2 separate regions of the Mus musculus genome follow, and region 2 is linked to region 1. The links are chromatin loops, found by intact Hi-C in ENCODE. Cell type or tissue: heart. All regions are shown on one strand. Each heading gives the region's core, and the rest is flanking DNA. Links, peaks and the distances in the headings are about the cores only.

The links. Peaks named below come from ENCODE experiments on the same cell type or tissue, not always from the same donor. Only the 100,000 strongest peaks of a DNase experiment are listed, where the experiment ranks them.
Region 2: a loop joins it to region 1, with 3 times the contacts of the local background. A loop is called at or near these places in 1 of 42 quality-filtered maps.

Annotation. Positions count from the first base shown.
Region 1 is chr14:65,662,001-65,672,297 of GRCm38, reverse strand. It overlaps Scara5 (scavenger receptor class A, member 5), which reads right to left and starts at 5,895. Exons shown (of 9, transcript NM_028903.2): 1 at 5,552-5,895; 2 at 1,624-1,741. The coding sequence starts at 1,735. In heart, for the core only: a CTCF peak has its summit at 6,000 (motif pointing left); a DNase peak (open chromatin) is centred at 5,507; H3K27ac peaks cover 281 bases.
Region 2 is chr14:65,840,163-65,850,459 of GRCm38, reverse strand. It overlaps Ccdc25 (coiled-coil domain containing 25), which reads right to left. Exons shown (of 9, transcript NM_145944.5): 2 at 9,965-10,012; 3 at 4,125-4,164. Among named protein-coding and RNA genes, the nearest start is that of Ccdc25, 8.0 kb to the right of the region's middle. In heart, for the core only: a CTCF peak has its summit at 4,994 (motif pointing left); no DNase peak of the experiment used is centred there.

The DNA.
Region 1 (10,297 bases), core at 3,067-8,066:
TTTTGTTTTTGTTTTTTTTGTTTTTTGTTTTGTTTTTGACCTGAGGTCCAGAACATAGGGGAGAGAGACGGGAGAGGGGAGAAAAAAAAGTGGCAGTCCTGGTGACACCCCATGCTGCAGGCTTCGCCCCTACTCCAGGCCTGGTGTCCCAGGTTGACCCTGGGTGACTCCCTTCAACTACTCACAACCATGGTACTTTCTGGCGAATCTCGGCCTCTTTAACAATGTGCTAATGAGAACAGAACTGGATCAAGAGCATGGTTCCAGCAACATCCTCACTGACTTCACACACACACACACACACACACACACACACACACACACACACACCCCTTGTGGCATACACATGTACACTTGTGTTCTCTTCCCCAGGTGTCAGGATACTGGCTTAGTCTGGGGAACAAGCTGACAGAACCTTTCTCTAACTCTTCTCTTTCAAAATCTTTTATCTTGATTGACACCGTGATGGGGCTTAGAATCACCTTGGAGACACATCTATCTGTGTGTCTGGGAGGATGTTCAGAGAAGTTTAACTGAAGGGGGAGTCCCACCAGCATTATACCATGGGCAGGGGTCCCCAAGTAAATAAAATGGGGAAAGGGAGCTTAGCAACCCCCTCCATCATCTCTGCTTCTTGACTGGGGGTGCATTGTGGCCCCTGCCACCACGCCTTGTCTGTTCTTATGCTCTGCGCCCTCAAATGGTGAGCCAAACATCTTACGGCCATTCTTAAGCTCTTCCCTGCTTTACCTCAACGTCCACACCAAGGGGACTGCTCTCAAGCCTGCTCCTCCTATTAGCCATCATGAGCCCTTTGAGGGCAGGCGCTGTCCCAGTCTCTCTCCAGAGCATCCCTGATACCCAACATGTAGACTAGAACTCAGAGGAAGAGCTAAACGCTGAGAGTTCCCAAGGGTGGGTCAAGGAACCCTACTTCAAAGCTCAGATCTCCTTATCTGCCCCTCCTGTAGGGATTGTCCCCTCCTTCTTCTCCCAGACACCTCTTGCTTTCCTATACCTGCCCCTGTGTGAAAAAGGCAGAGCCAAGGCCGCTGAGAAAGGCTGTGGACAGTGTCACAAAGCAAAGAATCAGGCTGCACACGACACCATGGACAAGGAACTGCTTCTAGGTGCCCAGCCTGATGTCCCTTCAAAACAACCCTGTAGGTCCCATTCCTTTCCTCTCAGAAGTAGGGCGGTGTTCTCTTCTACATAAGCCCAGTGAAGAGTGGGTTTGTGAGTGAAGCAAGCTCTTATTAAATACCTGCCCAATAACAGAACAGATATGTACTAAATGCCTGCTTGCTGGTGCACAGGGGACAAGTGCTGGCAATTCTGTGCTGGAGCCTCTCTGAGGGACTGGTGAGTTATGGAATATTTGACGTCCTCTGTCTCAGCCAGCCCATCTACAAAATGGGTTCTCATTTTGCTAATGATACAGGTTTATTGATATGAATGAGTGAGAAAAGTCACAAAAGAGATTTTTGGAGTTATGACATTCAATATCTGTAGAACTAAATGGGGAAGGCAGCAGGCACTGGGGTATCCAAAGCACAGTGGAAATTAAGGATCTTCAACACCCCAGAAAGAACTTCAACACCCAAGACAGATAGAAGCACTCACCATCCTCACACAGGTTCAGCTTGGACAGGCTCCTGCCATCAAAGGGTTCTTCAAAGATGGAGCCGTTGTCACGGTCACTCACGGTGTGCAGGTACATGGCTTTGTTGTCCATCGTATCCTGAAGCAGTAGAGACACCAGGCAGCATAGGGGACAAAGGAGACACAGAGTCAACTATGTGACAAACAAATGTAGAAACAGGTGCCCACCCATGGGACCCCAGCCTGGAGGTGGGGTCACAGCATTAGGAAGGTTGGGAACCACTGTGTAAGCCTCAGTGACCGGGGAGGGTGGGATAATTGCAAGAAGGAATCTGAAAGCACAGATGCATTGACATGGGTTAGGGTCAGCTGAGGCCGTCAGATGGTCCCTAACCCCACAGCAGGCTGTGGCAGGAATTCATCTCCTGAGGAGTCTAGGGGGTGAGTAGTCTCCATAAGTCTTACTGAGCAACTGTTGGCCAGGGGGCTTCTGCCTACATGATGCCCCCAAGGCTGGGGCGGCGTCTTGAGCTCCTGTCTTGGGAAACTCTCACTTGAAGTGACCCAGCCATGCTGTTTGCATCACAGTGTGGCCCACACTGTCTCATTCTGCTGTGCATAATTGTGTGACTGGAAGGCCATCCTCAGAGCCTGTGCGGGTGGCTCTGGGGGAGAAGGGCTTTATGAGACCAGGGCTGGAAGGGATTTTCTGAGTTCTCTAAGATGGATTTGCATTCTTTGTGTAATGAGAAAAATCCTTTTTATAAAAACCGAATCGCAAAGCGTTTGTTTATACAAAATCCTTTGGCTTTTTCTTCACATACATGGCCTGTAATTTTACACATTACCCTCAGCAACAACTCTAACTGGCTGTCAGTGTGCGTCAACTTGTTTTCCTGATGTTCTTTAGCTGTCTGGTTATTTAACCAAAATAAAGAAGGGAGGAAGGAGAGGGAAGGAGTGGAGGGGAAGGAAGGCAAAGGGGGGAAAGAGGAGAGAAAATAAGTCAGATGGGAGAGGTGTTTATTTATCTTCAATGTGAGTTTTGGAAAAAACAAAACCCTTAGGAAGATGGGCACAAACCCAGCATGGACCAGATACACTGAGATCCTGAGAAATAAGCAGGACCCACAGCCCTGGGTGAGACGTACGGTGCCTGGAAGGTGCCAGTGGGGAGACTGGGAGACTGTGATGGGTCTTAGGAGTCATCCTTCCCTCTTTAGAGGTAGGGCGTGGGGACAAAGAAGGAGGGGAAAGGGCAAAGCAAAACCATCTGCTCTCTCTTTACAACTTGAGCTTGGGCTACCAGAGAAGCTTCAAGAATGGAGACTTGACCTTTGGGGAGGAGAAGAGGCTAAAATTGACCAGTGGCTGTTTAACTGCCCAAGCAACGACCCAGGATCGATGGGGTCTTCTGGTCTATCACTCCAAGTAGGGGGGTGTCACATTCCCCTGCTCTGGCTCATTCACTTGGATACACACACACACACACTGGTCTTTCTTCCAGTCTATGAGAGAGACAGGGGAGGGAGATGGTCCTTGGGTCTATCAGAACTTCTCACATGCTAACACCTTCTAACAGCTTCTGCTTAGCCATTCTGTGCCTTCCCCCATGGTGTCCAATCTGCTAATCTCCTAACTGGTCTCCATCCAAGCCCTCCGCCCAGCAAGGACCTCTAGGTGGGGCACAGGATGGCTCCAGCTCTACTCACATATAGGGGATCCTCCCTGGTCTCAGGATGTGTGTGGTCCTTCCCCTCTGGCCTCAGTCTTAAGAAGCTACAAAGCTGGAGGCCACTGTCTCTGCAGCCTGTGATAACTGTTGCTCTGCCAAAGGCAACTGGGGCTGTAGCCAGAGGTCCCCAGAACCTCTTTCATGCCACCTTCCTTCCCTCCTGATCAACTCCAGACCCCTGGGACCTAGAATGTGTCCACCAGCAACTCCTCCTAGCCATTCTCCCCACTGCCTGGATGGACTGAGCAATGGCCTAGAGGAAGGGGCCGGGACGGAGCAGGTCCAGATGTGAGAGGGATGACTTTGGAAATGGTCAATTCTTTACTACGTGGAAACAAAATGTAAGCACGTTCTGCCTGCCCTAGTTTTATGTGGGGTTCTGTTTTCTCCTCTCAGAGTCCAGAGCAGGTTCTGAACTCTGAGATCCTCTTCTACCATCTATAGACTCAGTTTGTGCTCTCAGGCACGTCACAGCTGATCTTCTAGAGTAGTGGTGATCACGGAAGCTGCTGGTGCATTGGAGACGCCCCTTGGGCCTCAGACTGATTGCCCCCCAACACCCCAAAACCTCCTGGGAGCACTTCCTGGGAGCACTTCCTGGGAGCACTATGAGCAAGGCAGGAAGGCAGATCAATCATTTTGGCATTTCTGGTTTAAAGATAACCTAACCAAGACCAAAGAGGCAAGAATGATAATACTGGAAATAAAGAGTCAACGAGGCAGTAATTAGATGGATGGTTCAGGGGTCTCCACACACAGCACTGACTCCATCATGGGCTGCTGTATCAAAGGTATATATGTATGTCTGTTACTTTCAGTGGCCACCTTCAGGGCCGCTGTAACAGGAGCTGCACTAGGCACACCAGAGGGGCAGCTAGTGCACATCTGTAAGGGCATGAGCAGAGGAGAAGGCTTGAAGGGAAACCTGGGTCACATGGGTGGAACCCCAGGTCCCCTGGTGCTCAAGGAGCCTGGACTTCAGCTTTGCTAATCAGAAGGAAGCCACCCAGGGGTTGTTATGAGTCATTCCCCACAAAGGGTGAGAATAGGGGATGAGCATTGCTTCCAGAGTCATCTGACAGCTGCCCTGGGACACCCTCGAACCCTCTGCACAGGTGCCGGAGGGAGGGAGCTCACGGCACAAGGGCTCCTTTTATTATCTCTCAGTTTGGGAAGGTGTTCTACTTTGCTGACCTGTGATGTGAAGTCCACTCTGCGGAACACCTCCCTGGGAAGGGGGAAGCGAAGAGGACACAGTGAGCATCATGTGAGCTGATACAGGAGCGAGGACCTTTCAAAGCCATGCAAGACAGGGGACAGTCAAAGACTGTAAAATTCTTTCTTCCTCAGCAGATGGGGATCTCAGAGTCCTGAGGACTCCCCATTGCTCAAAAAGTCCCAGAAATGAAGTTGTGTGGGGGTTCCCTTCACAAAAAAGCAACCTCAAAAGTGGCTTAAGACTGAGGTTTGAACCCTGGTTCTGGAAGTTTCTCTGGGAGCACCAAAAGGGCTAAACTCCTGCTGAGGCAGGGAGCTAGATCAGGGGCCTCACTTGCGACTCTGAATCTTTTTCCGTGGACTCTGGTCTCTCACTTGGCAGGGCTTACAGCTTCTCTTTGGACTGCCTGGGTTCTAAAACTCATTTAAACCAAATAAAGTCACTGCAAATTTGGCCCCCAAGAAAAAGTTACTAGATAGGTCTTAAACCTGTTATTTTTCTAACTGGATTCATCAGTTCACCGGGTCCCAACTCACAGTTAGAGAGGCCCAGATGCTTCACTAATAACCTCCTGCTTCATTTGTCCCACCCTGGTGTGTTTACACACATACACATGCCCACGCACAATGCATGCACATGCACCCATGCATGCACCCACACATGCGCCCATGCGCACTGCATACTGTGCACATGCATTTACTCCCTGAATAGGCTCTGGAGCTGTGACATAAGACAGCCAGAGATGCCACTGAAGCCATAGCATCCCTCTGGCATCTGGATGCGGGCTCACACACTACAGCTCTAGTAACTGAGTCCTGGGGCCCCTGTGTGTCTACAGGCTCAGATCCCTCGTACCCTCCCACCTGGAGGCCTGCAACTCCAGGTCCTCTGTCAGCAGGACTTCCCAACTCTCAGCTTCACCAGCACACCGCTTCCTCCATCTGCCCTTGGGACACCATTACCCCAAGCTTCTAGGTCAAAATGTCAAAACTCACCTGTATGCCCCGTGCTGAGGCTGGGCCCTGTCCCTTCAGTTCCCAGCGATTGCCATGGTAGCCAGAGAGCTGACTGCTGCCCCACGAAGACCCAGAAAGTCCCTTGAAGCTTGTACCCACAGCCAGCCAAATCCAGATGGAGTCATATAGAAAGAGTCTTCAGGGTCACCTAGTGATTTAGGCCAGGGCCACAGAGTCACTTCTATGGGAGGATCCGTTCAACAAAGTGGCTGAATAACAGGTCTGCACGTGGGACTCCTTGTCTTGGTGCAGCGTCGGTCAGCCTCAGAAAGCGATCCGGAGATATTCTGTGGAGTCACCCACAGCTCTGCTAGGTACTGACTGGGTGGGAGGTGCTCCAACCTCCAGTCTTTATTTAAAAAAAAAAAAAAGTTCTAAAAGCAACTTCTAGAGGGAGTTTGGACTACGCCTGCCCCCTTGTGGCCATCCTCAGACTTACAACTCTCTGCACAGCATTCCAGCCCTTGGCTTTGGGACTCAGTGATTGTGTTAAAGGCCTTGCTCAAAATACTTTTTGGACAGCTTCTGAGAAAATGGCGGCTAGACCTGGTTTGTGACACACCCAAGGAAGCAAGTCTTGTAAAATTTATTGTAGCACGGAACTGGCGTTTCTCAATTCATTCAGCAAATTTGGCATTTCCTGAAGTTACATCCACTCCCAAAGGACTTGGACAATTCACACACTGGTGCTATTTAGAATAAAGTCTGGGGTGGGGGTGGTGGGCTCTGAAAGAACTTCCGAAGTCAAGATCAACACAATTCAGTAACAATGCCAGTGTCTGTGGAGCACAAAGACTGCATGAGGCACGAGAGAACGGGCCTGGGAGAAGCCCTCTGGTTGGAAGTCTGACTGGACCTCAAAGGACTGGAAACCTCAACACAAACAATTACCTTGTTTTTTTTTTTTTTAAAAAGGAGATACACTAGGGTGGGCGATAGTGGAATCCACAGGACCCTGACCTCTCAAGCAGGACCCGAGCTCGATCCCCAGCCCCCACATAAAAAAAGATGGCGTGGTGGCACACACTGTGACTCCAGTGCTGGGGAGCTGTGGACAGGACGATTGCTGGGCTCACTGGCTGGAAAGCTAGCTTGTTTGGTGAGTTCCAGACCAGCAAGGGAACTCTGTATTAAAAACCCTCAATATAGAACGACATCAGAATTTGACTTCAGTCCCCTCCCCCCATACACTTGTACACATGTACACACATACAGATACACACAATAAAATTAAACACAAATTGGAAGGATTAAAAAGAGATTCAAGCAGGTGTTAAAGAAGCAATGAATTCAGATGAGAACAGTGGGAAGAGAAAGACTATCAGAGAGACATACCCTCCCTCCCTCCCTCCCCCAAGAACCCAGTGTGAGCCACAACTAGATAGATCAGATGATGGGTCTGGACCGAAGTGTGCAGAAGCTAGCATTCATAAATAAGTTCCTGTTTGTTGGCTAAACACAAGAACAGGGTTTCAAGGTCAGATTTCTAACAGGAGAGTCTGCCAAACTCAACTCTGCCCACCCCACAGTACAGCTGCCAACCCTCAGCTGACTACTTAGAAGAGCTTTAGTCATCTTCAGGGACCACCCTCCTAACTGTGCCCAGAGGCAGCTTCTGCAGGACACTGCTTTACAGGAAGAAAAAAGCAGTCTTGTATAAGGAGGAGTAAGAGGAAGAGAAGGAGGAAGAGAAGAAAGGGGCACTTTATGATATTATTTACTATACATGCAGATAATGCATGCACTACTTCAAATATTTTTCGAATACCTATATACTTGTTTCTTGATATCCTCCTGAGGTTGGTTTCAGGACCCTTTCATGGACGCCAAAACCTCAGGCATTTAGATGCTCAGCATAAAACATCAAGGTGTTTGCATCTTTATGGCCCTGCACAGCGTCCAGTCTACTCTAAACCATCTCCAGGTTATGTAGTCTACCCAACACAATGTAAATGTTATTGTGAACAGCTATCATACTGTAGAATTTTGAGAACTAGGGTAAGGATACATTTTATTATTCAGTACAAACCCCGATTACTTAAAAAAATAGTTTTGATCTATAGTCAGCTTCGCTCTGCAGATTTGGATACTGTTAATTCAGGGAGGGACGTTGTGCACATCTTAACAGTCATGTGAAGTAGGTGTAGCTCCTGAAACCATTTACACAGAGATCAAGTGATCCATCTTGGATCCCTCCAGCCTGTGAACAGCAGAGCTGCAGTTCAGCCCTAGGCGTTGCCTTGAGTCTAGGCCTGTAACCACCCCCTTTATTACTCCTTACAAAAATAATGCTTTTGTCACTCAACAAGTCACCAACATCCCTGGGAATGGAATCTCCCATCTAGCGAGGTGTGTGCTCAGAATGTGACACTTGCAGACCGTCATTACACACACATATGCATCAGCAAGAAATAGAATGTGTCAGTTCTGTGGTTGAAGCTCACATCCCAGAAACTGAATCTCCAGGGCAGCAGTGCAGGGAGGCGGGGCCTATTGGGAATGGCAGGAGCCAACCACACAGTAAGAAGGATTTACAGAAATAGCTTCTTCTTGTCTGTCTGTTACCATGGCAAGACTCGACCTTCATGGCCAGACTCTCTCGTGCCTCCTGCCAAGTGATCACACTGTCAGAACACGATGGAAGCTGGCATTTTTATCTTGGACTTTCAGGTCTCAAATGGAGAAGAAATGAATCCCTGCCTGCTCTAGATTTCTGTTCACAGGCGTTCTGTTTTATATCACAAATGAAGACAGCCGCTAAGACCAGGGGTGTCCTCTGTATTCTTCACCTCTGTGGCTCCTGGCACCATAATACCTGACAACAACCAGGGAGGAAAGGCTTCCTTGCCTCATGACTTCAGACCAAGCTGGCAGAGAAGGTGTGGTGGGTGCAAGAGGGGGTGGTGGAGGCTGTTCACAACATGGCAGACAGGAAGCAGTACCAAGGCAGGAAGCAGAGGCTGGGGCATAACTTCCACCAGTCAGACTCCACTGTGGAGAGCTTTGGGGGCTGCTTGGCAGGAATCTGACATTGGCCAAGGACAAGAAAATGGGCTTCAGGCAGGAATCTGACTTTGGGCCATGACAAGGAAGTAAGCTCAGGCAGGAATCTAATTTTAGGCTAGAACAGGGAAGTAGGCTTCAGGCAAGAATCTGATCTTGGGCTAGGACAGGGAAGTAGGCTCAGATATCTTGGTCCTCCTGATAAGCCCTTAGAAACAGTGATCAAGGGACTTTGTTTATTGTCTTGCTTGTTCCTTGACTATTTGAGTTTATGGTTCTGCTTGACCTTATGGCTTGCATGTAATTAAAATGGTATAAAAGCAGATTGGGGAAAAAATAAACCTGCCTCAGCCTGAGAACTGGCCGGGGCCATGCTGCAATGTTGTCTAATTGTCTTTTTTCTTTTTAATCCTCACTCCTGCCCTGGAGAACCTGTTGACTGACTGGTCTGGTTTGGTCACTCCACCTTCTAAAGACTCCACAGCACCCCAAAATAGCACCAGTGGCTAAGGACCAAGCATTCAAACCACGAAGCCTGCAATGGGAATTTCAGATTTAGACTGTAATACCAACCGTGCCTAAAATGAACACTATCTCTTTTTATTCACAGACCTACACTGACTGCCTTAAGAAGTAGGGAAAGAAGACAGATGTGGACAAGGAGGAGGGAGGTGAAATCTAAGCCCAGCCCAAGTGTGGTGGTTTGAATGAGAAATGTCCCTCGTTGTCACTGGCATTTGAATACTTGATCCCCAGTTGGTGGCACTGTTTGGGTGGGTTTAGGTGTGTCCTTGCTAGAGGAAATACATCTCTCTCCCTCTCTCCCTCTCTCCTTCCATCGTCTCCGCCTTTCCTGCCTCCCTCCCTCCTTCCTGCTTTGGATTCAAGATGTGAGCCCTCAGCTTCTGCTCCAGTGTCATAACATCCCCACCATTATGGACTCTGACCCTGGGGAACTGTAAGCCAAACAGACTCTAACTTCCATAAGCTGCCTTGGCCATGGGGTTTGATCACAGCAGCAGAGAAATGACAAGAAACTGGTCAAGCCCCTCTGGCATGATCTGTGTGTAAGACACTGATTTAGACAGGGGTTAGTTTTCTGCATGAGGCCCACAGTCGGGCATAGGACTGTCAAACTGTAAGATTGCTGGAGGAGTCTGTGTTTCATCTTAAAGCCAGTGGCTATGGATCAGGACATTTGCCCCCTCCCCTCTTTTGTTTCTGGTTCGTTTGACTTGTCTCAGGATAACATTTCTCTGTTGCTTTTTTCCCCCTCTTCTTGCTGAGTAGTGTAACATTATGTACGTGGACCCACAATTTGATTTTAATTTTTCATGTGTCTGGGTGTGTCCAGAATGCATATATGTGTACCCATGTGAAAGGATAGAAAATACAACCCCAACTCCAGCCTCTTAAGAAGCCCAAAATACCACAAATTCCAGACCCTGTTCCCTGCCAGAGTATAGGTAAAAGGTCACACTTCTCCCTGCTCCAGGGCCTGCTTTCTGTGAATACGTGATCCTGGCCTAGTAAGATAACAGGAAATGAGTTGACTAACCAATTATCTAGCTTCTGTAAACCGCTTGCACCATAGAAGGAAAGATTACACACTGAAACTGCGATTTCCACCCCGCCAGGAACCCGCGCAAATGTGGACCACCGAGGCTATAGAAAACTGATTGCACCCTCCCCCCGCCCCGCGCCCCCGAGTGCGGGCTTGAT
Region 2 (10,297 bases), core at 2,147-7,146, 180 kb before region 1:
TACTGAACTGTAACTGAAAGAAACTCTTCCCCAAGCTGCTTTTGGTCATAGAGTTTTATTGCAGCAATTATAACCCTAACTAAGATGGGGTTCTTATCGTACATCAATTTAATGCAATCTTTTAAAACTGATGTGACATTTTTCATTCATATAATTAGCTAAATAAAGCTGATTCACTTTGCAGCACAGAGATGGGTCTAGAATTTAAGCATCAACAATGACCAAGGCTATGCACAACTGACAGACACTGCGACCCTGTTAACTTTAGTGGGTACTGTTCCTAACAAGGTTTGGGGAAGCCTGTAGAGACGGTGCAGAGTAGCAAAGGTCTGTAGTTCCAGCAGGCAGGAATACCATGAGTGCAGGGTCAGCCTGGACTACTTAGAGAAACCCTAGCTCAAAACCAAACAAAAACCTAAGGCAGGAAGCATCATTGCATCCCATTACTGACTTCCCAAGGCATTTTCTTGTTATCAACTTCTATTTTACTGTTAAAAGGATCACACACTCGGTACACAATATAACAAGTATGATTCAGTATGAAGGTTAAGATTATGCCCACAAAGAAGCTAAATACCTTGTTATTTGTTCTGGATATAAAACAATACTCAGACTTTGGGCAAATGATTTATGTTGCCTTATTCTTAGTCATTACTGATAGCCAGTTGTGTTTTTCCAAGCTGTTCATTTACTCATTTGCATTCCCATGCAAAATTCATAGTAATTGTCACCCTTAGTTGGGCATTTTTCTGTCCAGAATCTAGAAATTTTATACATTTCATTCTCCTTTCAGGATCTTAAGAAAAATATCATGCTATGAACTGACCTCAACTGAAAAGGTGCACCTGCCATTCTGGCTCCTGCTTGTTTAGTGACAGCTCTTAATTAATAACAGCAAGAGTAGCTCTATTAGATTCTGTTTTCTTCCTCAAGGTCTTCTAAATGGACTGCTGCCAATAGAAATACCAAAATAATATACACTAATGAGTTCATACCTAAGTAATCAAAGCACACATAGGAGTAACAGGGCCAGAGTGGTGGTTTGAATGAGAATGGCCCTCAGAGGCTCATATTTGAATGCTTAGTCACCAGGAAGCAGAACTCTTTGAAAGGATTAGGAGGTGTGGTCTTGTTGGCTTAAGTGTGTCTCAGGAAGAGTGAGCTTTGAGGCCCAGTCTCTCTCCCTCTGGCAGCTGCCTGCAGATCAGGCATAGCTCTCAGCTACTGCTCCAGTTCCATGTGTGCCACCATATGCTCTGCTGTGGTGACAATGGAGTAAGCCTCTGAAACTATAAGCAAGGCCCCAACTAAATGCTTTCTCTTACTAAGAGTTGCTGTGATCATGGTGTCTTTTCACAGCTCGTATGAGATCTTCAGGCTTACATATACAGTGTATGATTACAAAGGGTAAAGGGACAGACAGAAGTGCAGGGTTTGAGATACCCACTCCTGGAACAATTCAGCACAAACTACTTCCTATAAAAAGTCTTTCCAGTTTCAATAAAAACACTCACTCAGAGTTTAAAGTATGCCCACGCTAGCCTCGTGTCCTTGTTATGTCCTTGATATCCCTCACTAATTCAGAGATTAAAGTTTTCAATAAAAGCAACAATTACCGGAGGATGCAGAGGCCCAGGGAATGGTTCAATTTCTTAAAGTGGGGTCCATGAAACTACTTCTCATTAGGCAGTCTGGGGACCACAAGGACACACCTTTTCTCTTTTCCTCACTTAAAAACTAATTTGCTTCTAATCTCACTTAATCCTTAGAAAGTTCTTGCTTAAAGGAACCTCAGATTTACCAGGATAGACTCAAGATGCTGAAACAGGTAAATTCTCCAAACCAGCATCAGAGAATCCCAGGTTAGAACTCTGCACTGCAGATGAGCTCGGAGTCACTCTTGGCTCCTGCAAGATTGTCAGGATTGACAGCACATGAAGTGGAATGGGCCCTGAGGTCTGGGGTTACTCCAGCTTCCCTGAGTTCTCAAATAGCTTCTGAACATAAAAGTCAACTGTGCTGAGCTTTGGCCATTCATCCCTAGCCTACTAAAGGTGCCACAAGGGAACTCTAGGTCGCTATCATCCTGGTGAGTCTCAACCTTAAAAAAAAAAAAAAAATTGAAAAAACTCAAGCTGTAATTTACTAGTGTGGGTTTTAAATTAGAAATCTGTCTAAATAAACTAGAAATTATACCTCTTTAACTTAAAAAAATATTTAAAAGGTATGGTAAACTGACTTTCAAGGTGTATCTGAATATATAACCTTTCCTACTAGGCAGCTAGGTGTCAAATCTGTAGGCTAATATACAACACAGATAAACATAGTAGCTGTAGCTCTAGCACTTGGAAAACAGAGGCAAGAAAGTGAGTTCCAGGAAAGCCTGGAATAGAGTTAAACTCTACCTTGAAAAGAGTAAAAGGGGACATAAAGAGAGGAGGTAACGACCTCACCAAGAAGTACAGACACTGGCATCAAAGAGGCTTTAGCTGGGGATGACAGGGATTCAAAGGCGAGACAAGGAAGCGCTCATGGTGAGGAAGCCTTCAGCATGTGTGTTTCTACGAAGGCAGTGAGTGAGTCAAGCATAAACTTTTGTTATGTTCCAACACTGACGACCTCTTGTTCACAGAACAGGTAAATCACTGTCCTATGGAGGTTGTAGGGCCTTCTGAAGGAAGGCCAGAAATTCCCAGCAGTACAATCTGCCTACATGAGTGAAGGGGCCCTACCTAAGCAGAGTCTAACTTGATGGTACACTTGAGTGCAGAAGCTAGGAACTGTGCCGGTAGGAACTGTGCCTTTCAAATTCCTCATGTTTCTGCCACCTACTGGTTTTCTTTTTTTTTTTTTTTAATACTTTTTATTAGGCATTTTCCTCATTTACATTTCCAATGCTATCCCAAAAGTCCCCCATACCCTCCCACCCACTCCCCTACCCACCCACTCCCACTTTTTGGCCCTGGCATTCCCCTGTACTGGGGCATATAAAGTATCCATGTCCAATGGGCCTCTCTTTCCAGTGATGGCCAACTAGGCCATCTTTTGATACATATGCAGCTAGAGTCAAGAGCTCCGGGGTACTGGTTAGTTCATAATGTTGTTCTACCTATAGGGTTGCAGATCCCTTTAGCTCCTTGGGTACTTTCTCTAGCTCCTCCATTGGGGGCCCTGTGATCCATCCAATAGCTGACTGTGAGCATCCACTTCTGTGTTTGCTAGGCCCCGGCATAGTCTCATAAGAGACAGCTATATCTGGGTCCTTTCAACAAAATCTTGCTAGTGTATGCAATGGTGTCAGCATTTGGAAGCCTACTGGTTTTCAACTCGGACATCAGAATGACAGGAGAACATGCCCATTGGAGCCATGAACTAGAGCCCTTTATAACCAAGTAGATAAAAGTCCGAGATAGTAGCCTACTCAAGGCCATCCACCTTACTGAAAACGGAACCAGCTCTTCTGAAAAGTGGCCGTCCAACCTCACAGTACTGTAAGGAAATCAGTGGGCTGGGGAGCTCACAGCTGGAGAAAAGGTCTGTAGACAGTTACAGCAATGGGCCTGGGGCAGGGAGGGGGGAGCGGGGAGCAGGGAACTGAACAGGGAAGAATGGTGCCCTAAGGTGAGGGAAAATCAACCTCAACATTTAGAAGCTGAGCTGGGCCTGTGAGAGCCTGGGCTGGGCCAATAATAACCAGAGCAGACCTATTCTGTTCCTCATCTGAAAGGTGGACATGGTAGCAACACTGCAGAGGCTGTTGTGAGATTAAATGTATTGACACTTGGCAGTTAAGTACTTGAAACATGTACATTATTGCCATCATCCCCAAATACACTGAGAACTTAGCCAGGAAGCATGATAGCCACTGAAGTGGTAAGACTGGGTTCCAGGACAGAGAATAAGCACTGGAGAATGAACATGGACAAGACCGTAGTAAGAAGCTGAGTTAGGAGCCCGCCCGCACCCTTCTCTTTGGTCAGAGTGAACACTGAAGGGCACAGCGGCTATTCACTCAGAAACCCCATGAACGAAAACAGCATGGAGGCAATGTGTTTAAATTATAGGCAGCAGGTAGATAGATCTCCAAGTCTGAAATCTAAATGAAACAGATATTTGCTACTTACCAAATATCTTCAGGCCAGCCATACTTTATCAGATCTTCATCTACAATAAAATACAAGAGGAGGAAAAAAGAAACTAAGAAAGTTGCTAAGTGGAAATACACCAGGATTTTTATGTTGGTAAGGGGAAAAAAATACTATCACCCCTCTACACACACAAACATATTCTCTCTCTCTCTCATTCTCTCTCTCTCTCTCTCTCTCTCTCTCTCTCTCTCTTTCTCTCTCTTTCTCTCTCTCTCTCTTCCTTGATGAAGAAAACAGTGGTGGGGACTTGGAAGCTTGACAAAAAAAGAAAGAATACAGCTTTTACAGTCAGACAATATACTTAAGATATTGATACTTAAAAAGATAAAGATATACAGAGGATATACTTAAGGATATTTCAAACAAAGTCTAAAAGGAAAGGAAAGATCACGAATGAGATGAAGCAGCAGCAGACAGATGTGAAAGAGTGAGAAGGAATTACTCTGGGAGGTAGGGAGTGGATCTCAAGCCTTGGGAGGGATGAAGAGGAACAAGCTTCTGAGGGTGGGGAACGACTGTGTGTGTGTACTGTATGATCTGATATTTTAAGTTATACGTGGCAGGTAAGCCATTAAAGGTAAAGTCAATTAACAACTGCGAGGAAAGCATGTGATTCCGATGTGATGGCTTTAAACGTACCTAAGAAAGGACAGCCTTAGGGCTAAGCTATACACAACCCTTTGGAGAGGACACTGTTGGCACTAGCTGACACCGGAAGCTTTCTGCTAGACATTAGAAATTTACTATGGAAAGTGGGAAACTGAACAAATCACCAAAAAAAGTAAAAGAAAATACTAATGGTGAAACTAATGGTAAGTGTGCTATGAATGGCTGAGGCCACCTGCTGGCTATGAAGAGAACAGACCTGCCAAGAGTTCGGCAAATACACTACTTAAAAATTCCATTTATGTTGTATCCAGTGTGGAGCTTACTTGGAAACTGCCTGGCTACTGGAAATAAATGGGTGAAGCCAAGAATATTTCCAAAAGGGGACTTTAAAATGCAGCTTCCTTTCATATAAGGCTAATTTGGAGGGGCTGACAACTCCATTCAACTCTAAGTCTCCTGATGGGCAAGTGTTCCATATATACAGACACAATGGCACAAAACACCAGAGGGCTCTAGACGTCTAGACTCACAAATGGACTCTGCATCTAGGGGTGTGTCTCTAGGCATAAATTCTACCACAAATGTGAAGGCTTCTCAACTCAGTGCCTCAAACCGCCCCTCCTACAGCATGTGCTAGTATGTAATGTGGTAACAACTGCATTTTGTCCACATTTTAAAACAGGTTTTATATTTCAGAGCAGTTTTAGGTTCACAACAAAGTCAGTACATGCTACTTTTTGTGTCTGGATGCCAGAATGCAGCAAAACCGCCACCTACATCTTCCTAACAGAGGCTGGAATGAGGCCTCCCTCCATAAAGAGGAGACAACCACAGAAGGAAAACAGAGACAGGCGGAAATGTCAGAAGCACCACTAGTCCACCCATGTGAACCAGAACAGCGCCGGCCTTTAAGAAATATGTAAAGCTCCCCCCCGCCCCCCCCCCCCCACACACCCGCCCAGTTATAGTGTGCAAAACCTGCATCACTCAGGAAGCAGCCTGGCTCTAAGTGCTTCCCAGTGGCTGTGGTCTCATGCTCTTCCACTGTGATGTAGTAGAAAGAAAACCACATTTGGCAGCCTTGGCATCTGCTTTCATATCCATTCTAAGTAACTATGGCTCTTGTAGCAGTGGCTTACTATTCAGTGTAGAACATGAAACAGCCTCCTTTTCTCCAGGACCAGTGTTATCATGGGCTACAAGGAGAAACTAAAACTTAAGTATTAGTATAACATGGATGACTTACCATTAGGTCACACCTAAGTCAACGCCATACACCCATTACAATGAAAGACTGCTTCAAAGTGTGGGCTACTCTATCTTGCTGTGATTTGTTGTTTCTCACTTCATAATGGCAGTCTTGATCTTACCAGTTCTGCTTTATAGCACCCATTTTGGACTTGTTTATATCATTACTGTTAAGAATCTCTTACTGAAGATGGTATGTGTGTCTCTTTTAATGCATATAAACTATCAAATTCTAACTGTTGTCAATGTCAAGCTGTACCAAACTAGATTGTGATAGTTTTAGAAAGAAATGGGAAAAGCAGATAAGGAATATCAAAAGATTACACACAGACAACAGTGTGACCAGCTAGCTCTCAGACGGACCCCGGGGAATGTTCCCAGAGAAGCAAGGTGGGGAGTGGTATCTGGGAGCTTAAGAAGTTCCAGGGATTCTACCCACCAGCTAAGAGTGCTCCTATGGGGTGGGCACTGTGTGATGGTTTGTATGCTTGGCCCAGAGAGTGGTGCTGTTGAGAGGTACAGCCTTGCTGAAGTAGGTATGTCACTGAGTGTGGGCTTTAATACTCTAGTCCAAGCTGCCAGGAATACTGCTAGTGGAAGCCAGTATTCCACTAGCTGCCTTCAGATGAAGATGTAAAACTCTCAACGTTGCCTGCACCATGCCTTCCTAGGTGCTGCCCTACTCACACCTTGATGATAATGGACTGAACCTCTGAACCTGTAAGCTAACCCAATTAAATGTTGTCCTTTATAAGACTTGCTTTGGTCATGGTGTCTGTTCACAGCAGTAAAGCCCTAAGACAGAAGTTGTTACCAGGGACTAGGGTATTGCTGTGGTAGGCCTGACCATGCTTTTGTCTGGAGGAATGTGGACTTGGGGAAAGCAGTGGAATGCTTTAAATGAGGCTTAATGGACTCTCCTAGTAAGAATATGAAACACTTTGTTGCTGAGATGGATTTGAACTGTGCAGACCTGGCCCAAGAGGGTTCAGTGGAGAAGAATTTCAGTATGTGGCCTAGAGAGTGTTTTTGTGGTATTTTGATGAAGAATGTGGCTGCTTTTTGCCCTTGTCTGAAGAGTCTACCTGAGTCTAAGGTAAAGATATTTATATTAATTGCATTGACAATGGAACCCTCAAAAAAAAAAAGCCCAGCAGAGACTTGATCTCTGGTTCAGTCTCATGAAGAGTGTTCTGAACAAGCATAGCAAGCATAGAAGGAAAAATATAAAATATATGGTTCGAGTATTAAAGGGGCAAAAGAAGTGAAATGGAGCTAAATCCTGTGTTCTAGGAGATAACAGATTAAGGGATTTCAGGGCAAGATCCCATCCAGCTAAATTTAGATCCAAGCATCTTGGTACACACCTTTAATCCCAGAAGACAAAACCAAACAGTGCAAGGCCAGCCTGGGACAAAGCATGTTCTAGAAGAAAAGCTTAAATCCAGTCGTGGTGGTACAAGCCTTTAATCCCAACATTACAGGAGACAGATCCATGAAGATCTCTGAGTTCAAGGTCAATCTATAGAGCAAGTTCCAGGAAAGCCACACTTAGGCAGTGAGGGAGTTGTAACAGAATAAGGGGGTGGGGTGGGGTGGGAGCATGTTCCAGCCCCAGCAGGGAGTAGAACATGGCAGCTTCAGCCATGTGACTCTGGCTGGAAAAACAGAAGGGACTACTGGGACAATTGATGCTGGTTAGCTGAAGCTAAGAAATTAGCAGTGATTAAGAGACCAGCATCCTGAGCTGAAATCTTCTGGGAAGTGTTTTCTGAAAGCACAAAGAAACTGTGTTCCAGAGAGAGCCAAGGTTGTACATTGTGCTGCAGCTGTACTTGGTAATGGGTAAGAGTCACCCAAGTGGTAGTGGTTTTAAAGGCATGAAAGGGGTCATGAACAGCAGCTGAGGCTTAGCACTGTGAGAGGCCACGGAAGGCCACTGGTAAAGGTGCAGCCTCAGTTGCAGTTGATGCCCAGGACTGAAAGAGTCATGCAAAGGATTTGAAGCTTGGCACCATGAAGAGAGCCTATGAGAGGCTACTGGTCAAGCCTAGTCGCAGCAGAAGATCCCAGTGTATTGCAGATGCCAGTACCATGGGATGATCACCAATAACAGCAGCAGCAGTGGAGTGAATCAACCTGAGCTTAGAGTGCTACAGAGGGCAGAGCTGGAGAAGCGACATTTGAAGGAGCCCAAAAGATCACGTGTGGATCCCAGACATTGAAACAAGAGGCTGCAATGTTGAATTTGCCTTGGCAACCCCAATATTTTCGCCATGCCAGAGCCATGGGATATCACCTGAGGAATGCTGCTAATGGAGTGGAACCAGCCCAGGAAAGGAAGCTTGTTGCAGTCAACAGAGATGAGAAAGGAGTTGGAGATCTGAAAACTACTTTGACATCAGACAAGGAGATGCAGAGTTTGGAGTTTGCCCAGTTGGTTTCCTATCTTGATTCAGGGATTACAGTTATGTGATTGGATGGATCTCAGAAGAGACTTTGAACTTTGGACTTTTGACATTGTTAATAATGCTACAGACTATGGGGATTTTGGAGGTTGGACTAAATGTAATTATGCTATGGCTAGATATGGCCCCTATAAACTCAAGTGTTTGAACAAGCCTATGGGAGTCAGGGAGTGGAATATGAAGGTTTGAATATGCTTGGCCCAGGGAGTGGCACTGTTGGAAGGTGTGGTCTCGGAGTAGGTATGTCACTGTGGGCATGGGCTTTAATACCCTAGTCCTAGCTGCCTGGAAGCCAGTATTCCACTAGCAGCCTTCAGATGAAGATGTAGAACTCTCAGCTCTGCCACCATCATGCCTGCCTACATGTGCCCTGCTCCTCACCTTGATGATGATGGACTGAACCTCTGAACCTGTAAGCCAACCCAATAAAATGTTGTCCTTGTAAGACTTGCCTTGGTCATGGTGTCTCTTCATACCAATAAAACTCTAAGACACTGCATACAGGTCCTTTTCCTTAATCTAGACAACCCTCTGCAGTAGCTACATGAGCCTTTCATGTCTAAGAACTCGGAGGTCTGAAGAGGTTGCATAACTGCAGCTTGTTCGCTGGGGAGCTGATTCTGGCGTGACTTCAAGCTGTCTTTTCTAAACCCTCACACTACCTGTATTTTCCAATCTTGAGGAATGACACTCTTCTCTCCAGCTCCTCCTGAGGTTCAGCTTCTCTCACCTTCACTGTGAGGATCAGGGTTGCAAAACTCTGTGCTGTCTTGACCACCAAGAAGGTCAACTTGAACTAGTCAGAGTGGTTCATATTCGTAAGCTCCGCACCGATCTCCAGAGGGTGAGGCAAGAGACTGACTGAATTCTAAGCCTCTGCGCTATACAGAGCGCAATCTTGTCTCAGAAGTGAAAACAAAAATGTAGCTTAGTTGTAGTATTTGTGTTCGGCTTCAGGAGGCCCTCAGTTCTACTATCTCCTATAATGCTGGGATGACAGACATCCAAGGGACACATACTACAGCTAAGCTACATGCCAGGCCCCGCTGAACAGGACAAGCAGAGGAAAGACAGAAAGTCAACCCTCATAGAAGTAGAGACTACTGGTGGCTGGGGAGCTCTGGGAGACACTAGTCAATTGGTAAAACAATGATCTATTAGGAGCACTTCTGGAATTCTGTCGCAGGGTAAATACAGTTATCAAAGTCTATGCTACAGCAGCTAGAAGACAGGATGTTGAATACTCTAACTGCAAAGGAATAATCAATGTTTGAGGTGACAGATATGCTGTGGATTTCAACTTGATCACCACACAATGTGTGCACGTATCAAAACACTGTATTTGAAATGTGGGCAACTGTTGTTTGTCCAGTCTAATTTTCAAAAGGAATTAAATAAATCAGTAACAAAACACATAAACCCAACAACAAGGGCACAGGAACAGCACTTACCTGCCTGGAATTTCAAAATCAAATGCTTTTGTAAACTTACTTTCATATTTATCCTTTCCCATGTAAATAGTGTAAGTAGATGAATTAACTAAAATAAAACAAAAATAAAAAGACAATTAGTGGGGACCCATTGCATGGCCATGGGCCATACCTGGCTCACCTACCTGCTCTTATGCATCCTCTGAGTTAAGCATAAGATGTATCCTTTTAAATGACTGATAGCAGCAGGCCAAGACTAAACTATAGACTGCATAAGTCTTTTTTTTTTTTTTTTTTTTTTTTTTTTTTTCTAATTTTTCGAGACAGGGTTTCTCTGTGTAGCCCTGGCTGTCCTGGAACTCACTCTGTAGACCAGGCTGGCCTCGAACTCATT